Linked DNA regions of Mus musculus: region 2 is linked to region 1. Evidence: chromatin loops called from intact Hi-C (ENCODE). Cell type or tissue: gastrocnemius. All regions are shown on one strand.

What was found. Hi-C counts contacts between places; a loop is a spot of excess contacts. Peaks named below come from ENCODE experiments on the same cell type or tissue, not always from the same donor. Only the 100,000 strongest peaks of a DNase experiment are listed, where the experiment ranks them.
Region 2: it touches region 1 in a loop (4-fold over the local background); 1 of 42 quality-filtered maps calls a loop at or near these places.

What each region holds. Positions count from the first base shown.
Region 1 is chr1:186,695,422-186,703,421 of GRCm38, forward strand. All of the region lies in intron 1 of Tgfb2 (transforming growth factor, beta 2), which reads right to left. It overlaps Gm35655 (a long non-coding RNA gene), which reads left to right and starts at 5,535. Exons shown (of 2, transcript XR_373811.4): 1 at 5,535-7,810. In gastrocnemius, a CTCF peak has its summit at 3,699; a DNase peak (open chromatin) is centred at 7,333; H3K4me3 peaks cover 1,940 bases; H3K27ac peaks cover 5,717 bases.
Region 2 is chr1:186,477,971-186,485,970 of GRCm38, forward strand. The region is part of intron 1 of Gm35426 (a long non-coding RNA gene); the gene reads right to left. Among named protein-coding and RNA genes, the nearest start is that of Gm35426, 4.5 kb to the right of the region's middle. In gastrocnemius, no CTCF peak of the experiment used is centred here; a DNase peak (open chromatin) is centred at 4,379; H3K4me3 peaks cover 422 bases; H3K27ac peaks cover 4,180 bases.

The DNA.
Region 1 (8,000 bases):
CACCAGAGAGCAGATCTCACATAGCTACCCCATGACTGTGCGTTCAGATATGTGGAGTCTCCTCTTCAGGAACAACCTGGCTCCTAATTACCAGTGTGGAGAGAGCCAGGAAGGCCTGCGGCAGCAGAGACACTCTCCCTGGGAATGGGGGTGCATGGAGCCGGCTGGTGTGAAGGAAAACAGCTGCCTGCCGAGGGTTGGAAATGCATTCAAACTATTTTCAGATGGTTTGGGCTTCACAACATCCACAGAGTATTTCCCATCTGCCTTTGGTTTCTCAAGTCATTGTGGCTAAAGAAAAATCTAAGCCAAACATTTCTAACTTCTCAGGCCTAACAAGTCCAAGCGCTGCTTGAGAGACTGAAAGGGAAGGGAGCGGTCCACGGGGCAGGGTTTTCTCAGCTCCACGAAGCTTCTCCTCTTTCCAAAGGACCTAAATCCAGTCAATTTCCTCTTGAACAGAAGAGTTTTCTGGCACCAGTGGAGTGGTGTTCCCAAGCTGCCCCAAGAAAGTTAGGGCACAAATTCACAGAGGAAACATCATACAGTATACTGATAAGCATGACCCGAGGGCTCAGCATGGCTGGTCCCTTTGTCACTGGTTTGGATTGCTTTCTCAAATCACTTCAGGTGACTCCCAAGAAGTCCCTTGTACCCTCTCCTCCAGTTTCCTCCACCCTCTGGGGTCCTTCACTTGTTGAAGCCTCTGAACATAATTCAGAGCTGGGCCAGAGCTGGTCTCCAGTCAAAGTGAGTCTACCCAGCTTAACCACGGCTGTCTGACCTGGCTTGGCAGTGCTCTCTCCAATGCCCTGCTTCCTTTTACTCAATAGAGACTCACTGGAGCAGGGGATGGGGCATGGGAGAAAAGGGGGGAGGGGCGGGGGTTGAGACAGGGAACCACCATGAAGCCACGGTGAGAGGAAGCCACGGTGAGAGGAAGCCCTGAGAGCCAGAAGCAGTTGTGGTAGGTATCCTCACCCGTGCTACACCTACACCGTGGTTCAGAACACTAGTAACAGCTGTTACTGACTTCGTTCTTAACAAACTGAGAACGAAGCCCAGGCAGGCGATAAGCATGAACCCATGCTACAAGGCCAGAAACGGCACAGTTCTGAAAGCTTGTAGCAATGGGGCCATGTTAGACTCAGGGCAGGACCCTATGTTTACAAACTCCACCCCAACTCCCTCTGGTCCATCTCCTGCCACGCGTTCCTCTCTTGCTTCTACTTCTTATCGAGTTCTAAAGCGCAGGCTCGTTTTGCCATCCAGATGGGTTAACTTTCTCAAAGCATCCTAGAATGCTTGGGAGGGGTTGCAGTCCAGGTCAAAGCCAAGGACTTGATAAATCATAAGGTTTGTATCAATCAAGTGAACAGATGAAAGCTGAATAGGTTGAAGGGGAAAGAACTCCCTCCAGTTTTTTGCAGTCTTCAGAGATACTTTTGTTTCCCTAGGAAACGATTCTGAACTTGCAAATGCAGTGCTCCTCTGGAGGACAGAGTCATTCTCACAAGGATTCAGGTCAAGGAAAGTCACGCTGAGCTACCCACAGTGGCACACGCCGGTGGCTCCAGTACTCAGAAGGCAGAAGCAGTAAGATAAAGAGTTCAAGGCTAGCCTGGACTACATATCCCAAGGTCTGAGCTACATATGAAGACCCCATTTCTACCAAACAACAGGAAAGGCAATAGAGTCCGTTTCCTGGACTGTGTGTTAAGGCCACTTTGGAGGTTCAGTCATTCTCAGAAGGCAACACTCATTTGCTGAACATTTATTGAGCAAAGACAGTGTGCCAGGTTCTGTAGGGACAGAGAGAACCCGAGACATCTACAAATCCAACAGCACAAGACAGTGTAGGGAGGCAGAAATGAGAGTAAACCACAGGTCAGGATCTCGGGGTGCGCAAGAGCCAATCAAATGTATTCAGACAAAACAAAGGTGGTCTCTTACAGAGAAGCCATCTTCTTACTGCAACAACCCTCAAAATCCAGTTGAAGAAGCAACATCCACAGGACCCAGAGACATGAAAATCCATGGCCTGCGCATGGATAAAAGCCAAAAGAAAAGCTTGCCGGAAAGTAGTACTAACAGGTTGGTAACAGGCAGAGGCGGGGCAGGACAGGATGAAGGCAGAGCTGACCTTATAGGGTTTACAGAGCTAACTACTGAAGAGAGATGAACCTAAGAAGACATCAAAAGCCTCCTGGTGTAAGAGGTCACCTACCTTGCCATCCTTTCTCCTAAAGGTCATTTGAAGAATAATCAGAGTGAACCAGAGAACTGGACCCACTGGGTGGAACATCCATGGAAAGATGTGGGGATGCCAAGACATCCCAAGAACGCAGAAGTGGTTCCCTGGGACATCTCAGCTCATATAAGTACTGCTGAACCCATGCCATCTCATAACCAGTCATGCACTAGAATCTGCTGGAGTAGTCTTCCTTTCTGGTGGTGTGGTAGCAATGGTACATCTTAAAGTCAATGACATTTGCAATGCAACGAATAATGACTGCCATGCAGAGGCCTACTAAGTGCCAGAAGCTGCCCAGGGCTTCTTCACACATCAGACCTCTGCAATCTGCAGAAGTAGGTGGCCCGGTAGAAATCTGAAGGGCTGCCATATCCCCAAAACACAGCAGGGTACTAGATACGGATGGGCACGGTGGCCTGACCACCTACAGAGGGATACCCATCATCTCAAAGGGTGAGGGGCAATTTGGATTAAAAGCCAGGGGCTAAAGAGGGTATGATGTGGAGTCAAAGCCATCCGGCCAACACAGGAAGCCGGTGGCCAGAGTGCAGTCTAACACCCACTTCTGACTCTCAGAGGTTAGTAAAGAAAGAACCACCCAAGGCAGCTTGGGTTGGAGCAAGACACAGATGTCTTTTAAACAAAAGCTGCAAGAGAATCTTTTGGTCTAAACCTGACCTAGAACCTGACCTAGAACCTGACCTAGAGCCTGACCTAGAGCCTGACCTAGAGCCTGACCTAGAACCTGACCTAGAACCTGACCTAGAGCCTGACCTAGAGCCTGACCTAGAGCCTGACCTAGAACCCTATCATGTTATTAAATTTAAAATAAGTGCCCAGAGAACAATGAATTTATAAATACTATCTCTGGGTTAAATACTATCTCTGTTCAAAATATATTAAAGAGCAGAACACAAACACACCAGATGCTTTTAAAAAAATGACAACAGAAACATCTGTTTGTCTCAGCCAAAGCCACATTTCGTCAGGCTGCTGGGAATCTGCAAAGCGGATTCCTCACTGAGACCTAAGGACGGACCGGAAACGCGAGGAGACAGCAGCGGACAGGACTGCCCTGGGCAGGCACCTGCTTGCTGCCCACCTCTCTTGGGAATTTATGAAGAAGATGCCAGAGTCAGTGGGGAAGGATCTAGGCCAGGAACCCTTCCTTGCACACTTCTCCCCGGGCTCTTCCACCCTGCCTTCCCGAACCTTCCAAAATTACAGCTTCCAGTGTGTTGTAATCTCTGGGCAAAGACCCCGCAGTACTGACCTCCACAATTCTAACCCAGATTTGATGGGAGTTCAACGGTGAATCATTAGCCCTTTTCACATCTCCATTTCCTCTAGGAAAAACGATTTGTCATTCTTTCATATCTTTACACAGAAGGTGCCTGAGGAGGCTACATCTGCATCTCTCCACCATGGGGAAGACAACTTTCAAGACCTGCATTCCCTGGCCTTGACCACAGGAGGCGCTGTGGAGACGTGGGGGGAGGGTGTAGTTAAGCGAACCACATGCTCTTTAACCTTGGGGAACCCCTAGACTTTAAAACATGGGGGTCTACTCAAGAGAGGCAGCAGCAAAACCACCTCCCTGTTCCAGCTATAAACTGTGTTTTAATTTGATGCTTCACCTACTCACTTTGCAAAGTAAAAATGAAGGAGATCTGGAAGAAGGAGAGCGCAGAGGTGCTTGGGTGTAACCACAACGAGGCATTAATGGAGGGAATGAGAGAGTCAGCTCTGTTGTACATTAATAACTGCCATCATGGAAGTCAAGAGGTCCTAGCTAGTCTTCACTCACCAACCCCCCTTCCTGTCTCTGACTCACATTCATCTACGAACATACACAGAGAATCTTTTAGGAGAGAAGGCAAAAATACAGCTTTACAGTAAGGCTACGGGGCTGGATAGATGGCTCAGTAGTTAAGAGCTCCGGCTGCTCTTCTGAAGGTCCTGAGTTCAAGTCCCAGAAACCACATGGTGGCTCACAACCATCTGTAACAAGATCTGACTCCCTCTTCTGGTGTGTCTGAAGACAGCTACAGTGTACTTATATGTAATAATAAATAAATCTTTAAGAAAGGAGGAGGAGAAAGAACAAAATAAAAAAAAATAATAAATTAAGGCTACTACTGTGTTCTGCTAATATTCCACTTCATTAGGCCAGCAATCTGGATATATAGAAAGACAGCTTCATGAATTGAATACTAAGTCACATTCCTCAAAACCATGCTGACATTGGCATTCATTCTACATCCCGCAATTTCACTTGGAAATTACAGGAGGACCAGAGAGGGAGAATTGCTTAGCATTAAGTGTTTAGCCTTCATGTGAAAGAACTACCAAGGCTAACTCTTTGTGATGTTTCCACGCTGTGCACTTCAGCCCACCTGATTCAGAGATAGAACCAGCCGACATGGCAAGTCACTGTCTTTGCTTGCCCAGGCTGCAGATTCCACTCTTCATTAACACAAAGCTTATTCTATTTGAAAGGAAAATCCAAGATAATTCCTCGGGTTCTTTTTGTTTTCTATGTGCTGACTTGGCATTCCTGGTGAATGAGGGACCAACCCCATTACTGAAGGCAAATGAATGGGAATGTTGGTTGTTTCAAATGTAGGAGCTTCAATATCACAACAATAAAAAACATGTCATACAAAGTAGCCCAGTCCATATTCTATTCTGATTATTCTCTATTTGATGATTTTATTTTAATATCCTTTGATCATAAAGATATTTTGTTGTTGCTATTACTTTTTAAAATATTACTAGGAGTAGAATTCAGCAACCGAAGCTGCACACCAGGGAACTGTGGCTTCCCACCATGGGCAACATTGAAATTTGAGGCAGAATAATTCTCTGGCATATGGCGGAAGGGGTAGGCTGCCCTCTTCGTTATAATAGGATAGAAATATCCCTGGCTTCTATCTAATGAAGACCAGCAGAATCTCACCTCAAGACAGTGAAAAATATTTTCAGACATTTTCAGCTGTCACAGCAGAAGCCACACAGAGCAAGGGGAGGAGAGAGCAGGGCTCACTGTTGCCAGAGTTAGACCCACAACACTTCGCTGGGAAGAGAAGCAGAGAGGAGAGCCAAGCATGGCAGTGCACATAATCCCTGCACTAGGGTAGGTGAGGGCAGAGGACCATGAGTTTGAGGATGACCTAAACTATAAGACAAGTCTGAGAGCAGCTTCAGCTACAGTCTAAGACAGAATCTTAACAAACAGGTTTAGAATACAGATCAGTGATAGGAAGTATGTCTTTACATGGGAGAACCTCAGACTTAAAACAAAACAAACAAACAAAGAAATAAGTAAATAATGAAAAATAGACCAAAAAAAGAAAACAACTTCCCCTTTCCCCACTGGGTCTCTATTTGTTTTAATATCAATTTAGAGTCTTCTTAGAAAAAGAGTCACTTTTTCAGAATTTCTAAAGCCTTATACAGCGTCTTTTGAATAGCTGCACCTTGAACTTCAAAGGAATAGTCAAAGTGTTTGGTATCCACTAATTCCTGCAGGGCACAGGATCCGTAAACTCTAGCACAACTCCACTCTGAGTCTTAAACCAACAGTATGCGAAAAGATCAATATGCAGAAATTCAAAACTAATCAGATCCCTTCTTTAAATGTTGACACAGTATTATTTATACCCCCATAAATACATTCTTGGCTAAAATTCATACTAGAAGCTTGGCACCTGGCCAGTTCTATTAATATCTACTTATTTATACAGCACACTTGGCCAAGGATAATATTTAAGACAAAGTATGCCTGAGGGCATATACAATATCTCTTGTATTTTCGGTTTTCAATCTCCACATTGCTAAAAAGATTGAGTTTGAACTTTATAAAACGTCCCACCAAGGGCTATCAGCCGTCTGTAGTGATATATAGTCACCAAGCATAATTAGGGCATATTTGTAATACTTGAGTTGAAGTCACTCCCTGAACACTAATAAGTTGGTGGAAAAAAAAAAAAAAAGAGGCGGCGATCTTTCCCATGACTTCTCTATGGGCTTGTGACCCTCTTCAGATTCACTGCAAGATGTAACAGGCACATGCGCTCCCTGTATGCACCACAGTGGCATAGAAGCCAGCCAGCCCTGCTCCTCCAAATCTCCTTGCTTTAAATACAATGGAATGATTCTCTCTCCCTCTCCCTCTCCCTCTCCCTCTCCCTCTCCCTCTCCCTCTCCCTCTCCCTCTCCCTCTCCCTCTCCCTCTCCCTCTCCCTCTCCCTCTCCCTCTCCCTCTCCCTCTCCCTCTCCCTCTCCCTCTCCCTCTCCCTCTCTCTTCTGGAAGAACTCCCTATATCTAGAAAGTCCTGGAAAATCAGTTAACCTACTTTCTATAACATTATCCATAGCCCCTGCTCAGTTGTGTTGAATCCGCTGCTATTAATATACCTTTCTACTCCTAAGCTTCTACACTGAACACAATCTTCTTAAATCTCTAGTTTTCACGTAAAAATGATAGTACATGTGTGTATGTGTGTGTGTGTGTGTGTGTGTGTGTGTATAGTATGTGTGTGTGTGTATGTATAGTGTGTGTGTGTGTGTAAGCATACTTAGGTTTTCATTTAATCGGAGGTTCAGGAGTGGGATACAGAAGAGTCCACATATCGATGTTATTGATACCCTCACATCCTCCATAAAACCTGGGCGGTTCTTCTAACCTGCTCATGACCTTGGTTCTGGGGTTGTCCCTTCTCTGCTCACCTTCATCCATTGGACTGAAGCACTTCCCCTGGTGGCCTGCTCCCTGCACACCTATGCAATGTGAGATTGGATCTTTGTCCTCTTTGCAGACTTCCTGACAGCTAATCTGAGCTTTGGCATGTAAACACCGAAGAAGGAGTTATTCAGCCCCGGATCACATGCCTGTCTGTCAGCCCAAACATCTGCAGAATCAACACACGTATGTGGGAGAAAACTAACTGAGTCAAGCCGTCCCTCAGCCCCAGTGGCTCTGGACTAATTACAATGAACTCCCTTCCCTAGCATCACTGTGGCTCCACCCCAGATAGAAATCCTTATTTCCCAGGAGCAATAAACAGGGCGGACTGTACGCATCCACTGTAGTGGATAGGGCCGTAACTATAATAATAAAACCGTCCTGCTGGCCAGGGTTCCCTGCATCTGTTACGGCACTAAACAACAAGAGAACACTACAGGGTAAGAGAAGTGACCAGAAAGAGTGTGGTTAGACACATGGGTAGACCAACGCTCTGAGGGCACCAAGTGCAAGACGCGGCAAGTCAGACAGCTATGGCTCGTCAAACTAAAAATAAATATTAGGAGAGAAAAGCACCTCCCTGCAATTCTGACTTCTGGGATAAAATTACCAAGATGGCTGCGTTATCTATTTAGGCAAGACACAGAGACTTCACAAAGGCAGCCAGCAAGGATATAGGGCATGAAAGGGGAGGAGAGAACAGAGCAGCCAATGAGAAGTTTACGACAGGGACTTGGAACACAGGGATGCTGAAGTTTTTTTTTTTTCTCTTTCTTTTAGTGTTTCTTCCTGGTGCTTAACCCTCTCAGGTATCACTCAGTGCTGTTGCTGCTGCAAAATTCTCTCTCTCTCTCTCTCTCTCTCTCTCTCTCTCTCTCTCTCTCTCCCTCCCTCCCTCCCTCCCTCCCTCCCCACCCCCTTTTTAAAGAACTCTGAAACAAATCTACACTAACTGTACTCTCCCCTTCCCCCACAAGGCTCCACAATAAATCGCTGCTA
Region 2 (8,000 bases), 220 kb before region 1:
TCAAATCAAGGTTTGAAATAATAGCCAAACTGGTTAACTGCTGGCTCATGAGCAAAAATGTGTGTGTTTAATTGAATTTATGCTTCTTTTAATTAGCTGATTGTACCCTTGGTCCAGTCTTAAGATGCCTCTTAAAAGGCAGTTTGAGAGTGTCTTAGTTAGGGTTTTATTGTTGTGAAGAGATGTCATGACCACAGCAACTCTTACAAAACACAACATTTAATTGGGGCTGGCTTACAATTGCAGAGGCTTAGTCCATTATCATCACAGCATAAACCATGGTGGCATGCAGGCAGATTTGGTGGTGGAGAAGGAGATGAGAGGTATACATCTTGATCCCAGGCAGCAGGAGAGAACTATATGTGTTTTAGACTGGGCATAGCTTAAGCATTTAAGATCTCAAAGCCCCACCACCACAGTGATACTCTAACAAGGCCACACCTCCTACAATAAAGTCACACCTCCTCCAGTCAAGCCACACCTCCTAAAAAATGCTACTCCCTAATGCCAAGCATATTCGAACACATGAGTCTAATGGGGCCATTCCTACTCAGACCAGCCCAGAGAGTCCATGGATATTCTCAGGACATTGACTTCAAGCCCAGGACAGCAGCAAGCTGCCTCTGAGGAGCCCTGGTTTCCTGATCCAAGCCTCCTTCCCACCCAGGATCCCTTCTTGGGAACCAGGATGCAGCGTGACTTGGAAAAATGACCCCAGCTCCCAGGTGGAAAGCAAAAGTCAGCAACTTGGAGACTGGAACGCCCTCCAAGCCAAGGCTTAGTCACCCGTGTCAACAATCCAGATGCCAAAAGCAAAGTCCTGTGAGAGAAGGAAACCGGAAATAAGCAGTAAAAGCCCTAGGGCCCCACTTGATTCTCTCCCACTACAATCCATGTGACATTTAATTAGAATGGTTTTGTGGCTATTTATAAACTCTGTGTTCAATTGTGTGTGTTTGTTTACATGCACATTTATAAATAAATGTAATTAAAACTTCTTGAAATAAATACAATCTCAAAACAAGATGCAGAGGGCCAGGGCTTCCGTGTGGTATCATAATTTTCCATGAGCTGCGGAGCTGCCAGAGATGTTGACAGGCAGTTGCATGACCACTGACACTACAAATCATACAAATGACCTTTCACCTTGCAGTGAACTTAACAAGTACTAGCTTACAATCACGTTGGAGTCATGCATGGAAGGCCTCTGAAAGGAATCAAAATCAAATCTAAGGCAAGTCATTGGTGTCTTAATCAATGTCCTATAAACCTAAGAGGTAGTCACACCAGATCTGACGTGGTGGTTCAGATTTCCAAATACGTGGAGGTAGAAGGATTGTTGGATCACAAAGTTACATCTAAGTGATTTTTTTGCTTATCTTCCAGAAAAGGACTTTGTGGACCACTGAGTCCAGACACATTAAAAGAAATTAAGTGTACTTGAATCCTATTAAAGATACCACTGACAAATATTTTTTAAAGATTTATTTATTTATTATATGTGACTACACCGTAGCTATCTTCAGACACTCTGGAAGAGGGCATCAGATCTCATTACAGATGGTTGTGAGCCACCATGTGGTTGCTGGGATTTGAACTCAGGACCTTCGGAAGAGCAGTCGGTGCTCTTAACGGCTGAGCCATCTCGCCAGCCCGACAAATATTTTTAAAAATATATATACAACTTAACTACTCAGCAAAAAGTAACTACAAGATTCAATGCCAACATGGCCAATTAACCAAAACTATCTGCAAATTAATATTTACAGAATAAGAGGAATTGCCTAACAGGAATATTGCCTGTCATCATCAGAATACCATCAGTCCTAACATTAATGTGTAAGTTGGAATTCAGTTGTCTAAGTTTCATTTAGATTCTGCAGTGTAGAAGGTAGATACTTATTGTTCATCCTGACTATGAAAGCTAGCTACCTGATTCACATCACTGCTACTGAAGGGAGAAATAACACACACACACAGAGAGAGAGAGAGAGAGAGAGAGAGAGAGAGAGAGAGAGAGAGAGAGAGACAGACAGAGAGAGAGAGACAGACAGAGAGAGAGCATACATACTCACAGAGAGATGAAGATAGAGAGACACAGAGATAGAGAAAGACAGAGAGTCACAGGGACAAACAAGAAGTAATAAATCAGACAAATGAAAGGCCAGGAGTGGTGGGTCAAGAAGGCAGGTGAGCATGGAGCCTAACGTCATCTCTTCTGCTTCCTGCAGTTTTGCTCTTAGGCAGAACTTTGCCCTTTAACTATGAGGAAAGAATCCAAAGAAACAGTTTTAGTAGTATAAACAACACATTGCAAAGTCTTTCAACACCCAAATAAACACAAAAGTTTTGGAGTATGTATATTAAGAGGAACACACACACACACACACACACACACACACACCAAATTAACATGTTAAAGGGTTATGGATCCAGAAAATCTAGAATCTAACAAGGTATAAGCTCTTCTCCATCACTCAAAAAGGGCAGAGCCAAGTATTCTTTAACTTGTTCTTTTGAAGGTCCCCTGAAAGTCACATTTAGAACTTCAGGGCACTGATTATCGCCCAGTGAATAGAGCATACTGTACTGACACTTGTCGACTGGGTTCTTAAACCATTTTCCTAGCAAGCATCTCACCAAGGAATGATCGTCAACTTGGAATGATCGTCAACTTTACTGGCAGTTTCTGGAATCAGGTTCAAAGACCGGGCCTAGGTTGATATCATTCTCCCAAATTAACTTCGGTTTGAAAAGTAAATCTCTTCAGCCTCTTTTAGGTGCATATCCTAGGATTCAAATTAAGAAATTACAAGGAAAAGAAAAAATTAATAAATACTGAATACCGTCAGGATGACTGGAATGGTGTGGACAGACAAAAGACTGAACTTAAGCCTCTCACACCAAATATCAGTTGTGTGTTTTTGTTTGTTTGATTGATTGATTGGTTGATTTGAAACAAGGGTGTATGCAGCCCCAGGCTAGTCTTGATCGTACCAGGTGGCAGAGAGTGGTCTTGAAGTCTTAATCCCAAGAGGGATTATAGGGCTAAGTCACCACAGCTAGCTCTCATTTGTACAATTGTGAGCAATATGAATTCTCTTTTCAGCCCCAGTTCACAAAGGAGATTAAAGCCTTCACTCTATAAGTTGGTTAGATATAGCACTAAATTTGGTAAGAAATAAAACCTAATATGATGATCTGACATGATAGCTGGTAGACGCTCATGAAGTGTTGTTATAATAGTATGAGCATTTTGTAGAGCTGTCTCCAGACATTGCCTTGGTATTCCAATGGCTTTAAGGGGAGTTCAAAATCAATAGTAAATCGTATGTAATCTAACCCATGGGACCTCAAAAATGGGTATATAGCTCTTCTCAGTAAGTCTCACTTCTAGATGGGAGCTTGCTTCCATTTGAAATGTAAACCAGTTTGATAGGGGAGTAGATTGTGCCCTGAGGATCAAACCTAAGCCCTCATGCATGCTAAGCAGAGAGATGCTTGCTTGTCTGCCTGCCTGCCTGCCTGCCTGCCTGCCTGCCTGCCTGCCTGCCTGCCTGCCTGCTTGCTAGCTTGCTTGCTTATGAATTTTACTCATTGTCTCCTCAGAAGCTGCACTCTCTTGCTTTCGGGAAGATAATGATTCAGTTTATACATGGACCCTTAACAAGACTTGACACCTTAAAAGCGATAGCTCCACACTGTAAAGGTTAGGCCATTTCTAGGGTATTTGAAACAGCATCTAGAAAGTGAGAACACAAAGTGTGTTGGGCGTGAAGGAAGGTGGATGACTGTGAGCTCTGATAGCTGACACTTTTGATTTGCTTTCATTTTGATGTAAAGTTTAGTCCGTTCCATCCTGGATTGCAACCATCCCTCTAAGAGCACGAAGTTAATGACTGGTCCTTATGCCTGGCGGGACTTAGACCTGTATTTCTACATGTCCTCAGAATGGTCATCCTGTGACTTGGACAATGTCATTCCCTGTTGCACAGGCCCACCACAAGCTAGCCTAGTATTTTTCAGAACAGTGAAAACATACCAGCAGATGCCTCCAATTACACAACCATTGTATTTAATTGTGTCAGCTCTGGGATCCATATACGTGTATCTCTCTTTCCTTCCCTTGTTCTCAAAAAGCTTTCTTTACAAGTATTTATTTGATTTAATATGTGACAGTTCCAAGGGCCCCTAGCACACTCGGTTGTGAAGGCGTGATGATGTGCGCTCGAGATTTTAACCTAGAGCAGTTGAGAAGTCAAATTGGTGGTTTCACCTCGGCAGTATATTTTAGAATTTGAGAAAATGATGCTTAGGCAATTAGGCTGCTCTGTACACCCAGCCCCCAAGCTCAAGGTCAGCCTGACACTCTGAATGGTTAAATCATCCTTGGCAAAGAGTCTAAACTTGGCAGAAGCTCCGTAATGAGAAATCCAGATGACTGGTATCATTTGTAATCCGAGTGCCCTGCACTTAGGGAAGGGCCGGTTTGTTTTTAGAAGAAATAGCAATGACTTAAAAGCGGTCATTAGGGATGTTTAAGATTTTAACTGTTTTGACACTAGATGTGGGCTTCCCCCTTAATGGCACCTTTTAGCATTAAACCATACACATAAATAAGCCGTGTGGGCTGTCTGCAGGCAGCTCACGTCTGCTCTTTATGACGAAAAGGATCCCTCCAACTTCTCCCCCTGCTTATGCAGAATGAGGGCTAGCTCTAAAATGCACGTTAGACTTCACTTTCTTTAAAAATGCAGAAAACAAAGCACCAGTCTTTTGGGTACCTGGTTTCTTTTGAAAGGTCAGTGGTCACATCAAGGAAGCATCAGTAATGGCGTGGCTTCTGCAGGGACTAAGGTCGTCGTGGGAATGAGAATTCCAGTTCATCAAGCCACTTATCTGCTGGCCATTTAGTAAATCCAGACTAAGTCGACAGTATAAGAGGTAATGACCGATGGCTCACTGCATTTACCCAAGTCTGAATCTCTAGGCCATGAGCTTCCACATAGCACATTCAACCTCCTTAGGAACTTATCAGTGACAGGGGACAAAACAAGTGGCAACGTAGCCATTAATCAATATATAAGATTCTCCAGCCAATTGACATAGAACAGTACCTTCAATAACTCCATGCTGACCCAATTCTATTTAACTCATCCATTCCCAAAGAAAGTCTATGAAATTAGCAAGGGAACAAAGAAGGACACACAGTGACACAGTGACACCTTCCATGCTGTAGTAATAACAGACTTTCTCAAACAGAAAATAACTTTAGGGGGTTGTTGTTGTTGTTGCTGATTTAGTTAAAGAACCAAAAGATCAATGTCTTAGTCTCAGTCTTATATAACTTAAGAAAAATATTTCACCAGTAACCTCCTAGTTCTCTGAATGTATCCTACGAATGAAACTGATAAGAGACAAATTAATAAATCTTGCTGAGTGATATGAATTTCTTTACACACGTGGAACATCTCAGGAAAGAAGTGCAAAGTCAGGGAATGTGAGTCGTGGAAGCCTGTGGACCACTGTAAGGACAACAGATTGTGAAAGAGCGGCTGACAAGATAGAACGAAGAGGGCTCTGACTGCTTGAGTGCTAAGTTGTGGGAAGCTAGCCGCAAGGGGAATGGAACTAACAGAAGAGCTGGTGTTTTTACGGCTGGTTTATGGAGACTCCGTCAGGGTGACTTTCAGTTTTCATAGCTGTAAAGCTGCTCTCACTTCTTAGGAAGACCTTTCTACTTTTAGTCCAACAGGAGCTGTTCCAAGAAGGCACCTTTCCCATTTGGTTCTTTCCTTCAGCTCAAAATGAAACATTGAGTCACTTTGACATGCATGGGGTCAGCATCCTTTGATCTTCTCATGACTAACTGCTCATGGACTATTCTTCCCAGGGTCAAATTTATTTTATTAATTTCTTTTTTAGCTAGCCTAAGAAATAATGGTATCTTTTCTAACACCTTGTCATTTGGGTTTGTCTCATTTGTCCCCCTTTTTTCTCTCTCATTCCTCCAACCCCTTCCTGCCCATGGCTACTGCTTTCTCCAGTTTCCACTTTCTATGTGTTGGTATCTGAGATCCAGCTCCCTCTGCAGTAAAGGAAGAGACTGGGACAGGATGGGTTTCTAAAATGTTTCTATGCTGATCTTAATCCTTGTTGTTTCTCATGGATTTTGCTTGCACTCACTGTATACAGCTGCATATATGTTTCATGTATATATTTCATATATATTCACACACACATAGAGAGAGAGATAGAGAGAGATAGAGAGAGATAGAGAGAGAGATAGAGAGATAGAGAGATAGATAGAGAGATAGAGACATAGATAGATAGAGAGAGAGATAGAGAGATAGAGAGATAGAGAGATAGATAGAGACATAGATAGATAGATAGATAGATAGATAGATAGATAGATAGATAGATAGATGAAATGCCAAGTTTCTGGTTAGTTTTACATTAAGTTGACACATCTAGGGTCATCTGAAAAGAAGAAACCTGGTTGGAGAAGACTCTATTAGCCTGTAGGCTAGTCTGTTGGACATTTTCTTGATTAAACACTGACATGGGTAAGTAGTTGCACCCTGGTAAAGTGGTCCTGGGTTGTTTTAAAAACATGCCGAGCAAGCTTTATGGCAAGTTGGTAAGGAGCATTCCTCTACAGTCTCTGTCTGCTTCCACTTCTGCCTCCAGGTTCCTGCCTGGAGTTGTCCCCCTGTCTTCTCTCATTTTTGCATTATAATCTAGGAGCTATAAGCTCAAATAAACTCTTTCCTCCCCTAGTTAATTTTGGTTGGTATTTTATTAAGGACATAAAAATGGAATTAAGATTCCAAACATAATATTCAGAGACCCTTTCTAAAAACAGCTGCACATTCAATAACATATTTACATACGATTTTCACAGGGTGGGAGAGAGATATGAAGAACTCACTCCATGTGGGCAGTGAGATGACCTAACACTATTTATTGAGGATATCTGCCTGGAGTAGAGATAGCACATTGTATGAAAGCCAATCAAATGACTAGACTGTTACCCACCATCCCCTGCATGCCACCATGCCATGCTGCCTTTCTGTAATCGACACTGATATTTCTGAGCAAGAGGGTAAATCAAGACAAGTCAAGTTTTGATCTGTACCCAAGGGTACCAAGGACTGACACAATGCAAGCGCATCCCTCATCCAATTTAGAATGTAGCAACTCACACAAAGTGAGAACCCCTAACCCAAAAGCCAGAATCTGAAACATTCCAAAATTAACTGAATTTTGATAAAATGCTAACAGGACATCACATGTGGAAAATTCCACACTTGACCTCAATTGTTAGGTCACAGTCAAAATACAGGCAAGCAAAAATATTCTTAAGTAATTATCCTCAGGCTATGTATATCAGGTGACCATGAAACTTCATTCCTGTCCCCAATACACACACACACACACACACACACACACACACACACACACACAAATAGGTAATTTGAAATTGAAACACACATCTGATCCTAAACATTTCTCTAAAAGGAACTTGCACTGTAGTTGCAAATGGGCCCATAAGAGTTTTTGTTTTAGAAGAATGTGTCTGTCTGGGGTGAGGAGAAGGCTCATGGCTGTCTTCCCAGCACTTAGGAGTTCGAGGCAGATTACCATGGATTTGAAAACAGCCTAAGCTCTATGGTGAGACCTGTCTCTACAATGGGGGGGGGGGGGAGGGGGGTCGGTGGTATTTATCTTTATGTCTCTGGTGAAGCTCTAGTTTTTGCAGGCAAAATTATGAAGAAGGAAATTTCCGGGCTTAGTTTCAGACGAGAAATGCAGATGTAAAAGGCAGCAGAAGTGGACATTTGGCAGATGGCACTGTCTCCATCAGGAGCCATGGGGTTGTAAAAGAGACAACCAATAAGATCCTTCAACCAAAACCCCCACTGAAGCAAGGATACTCTTCCAAGCAAGAAGGAGGACACTTATTTCCAAAGTACTGACAACCTATCACAGAGGGAAAA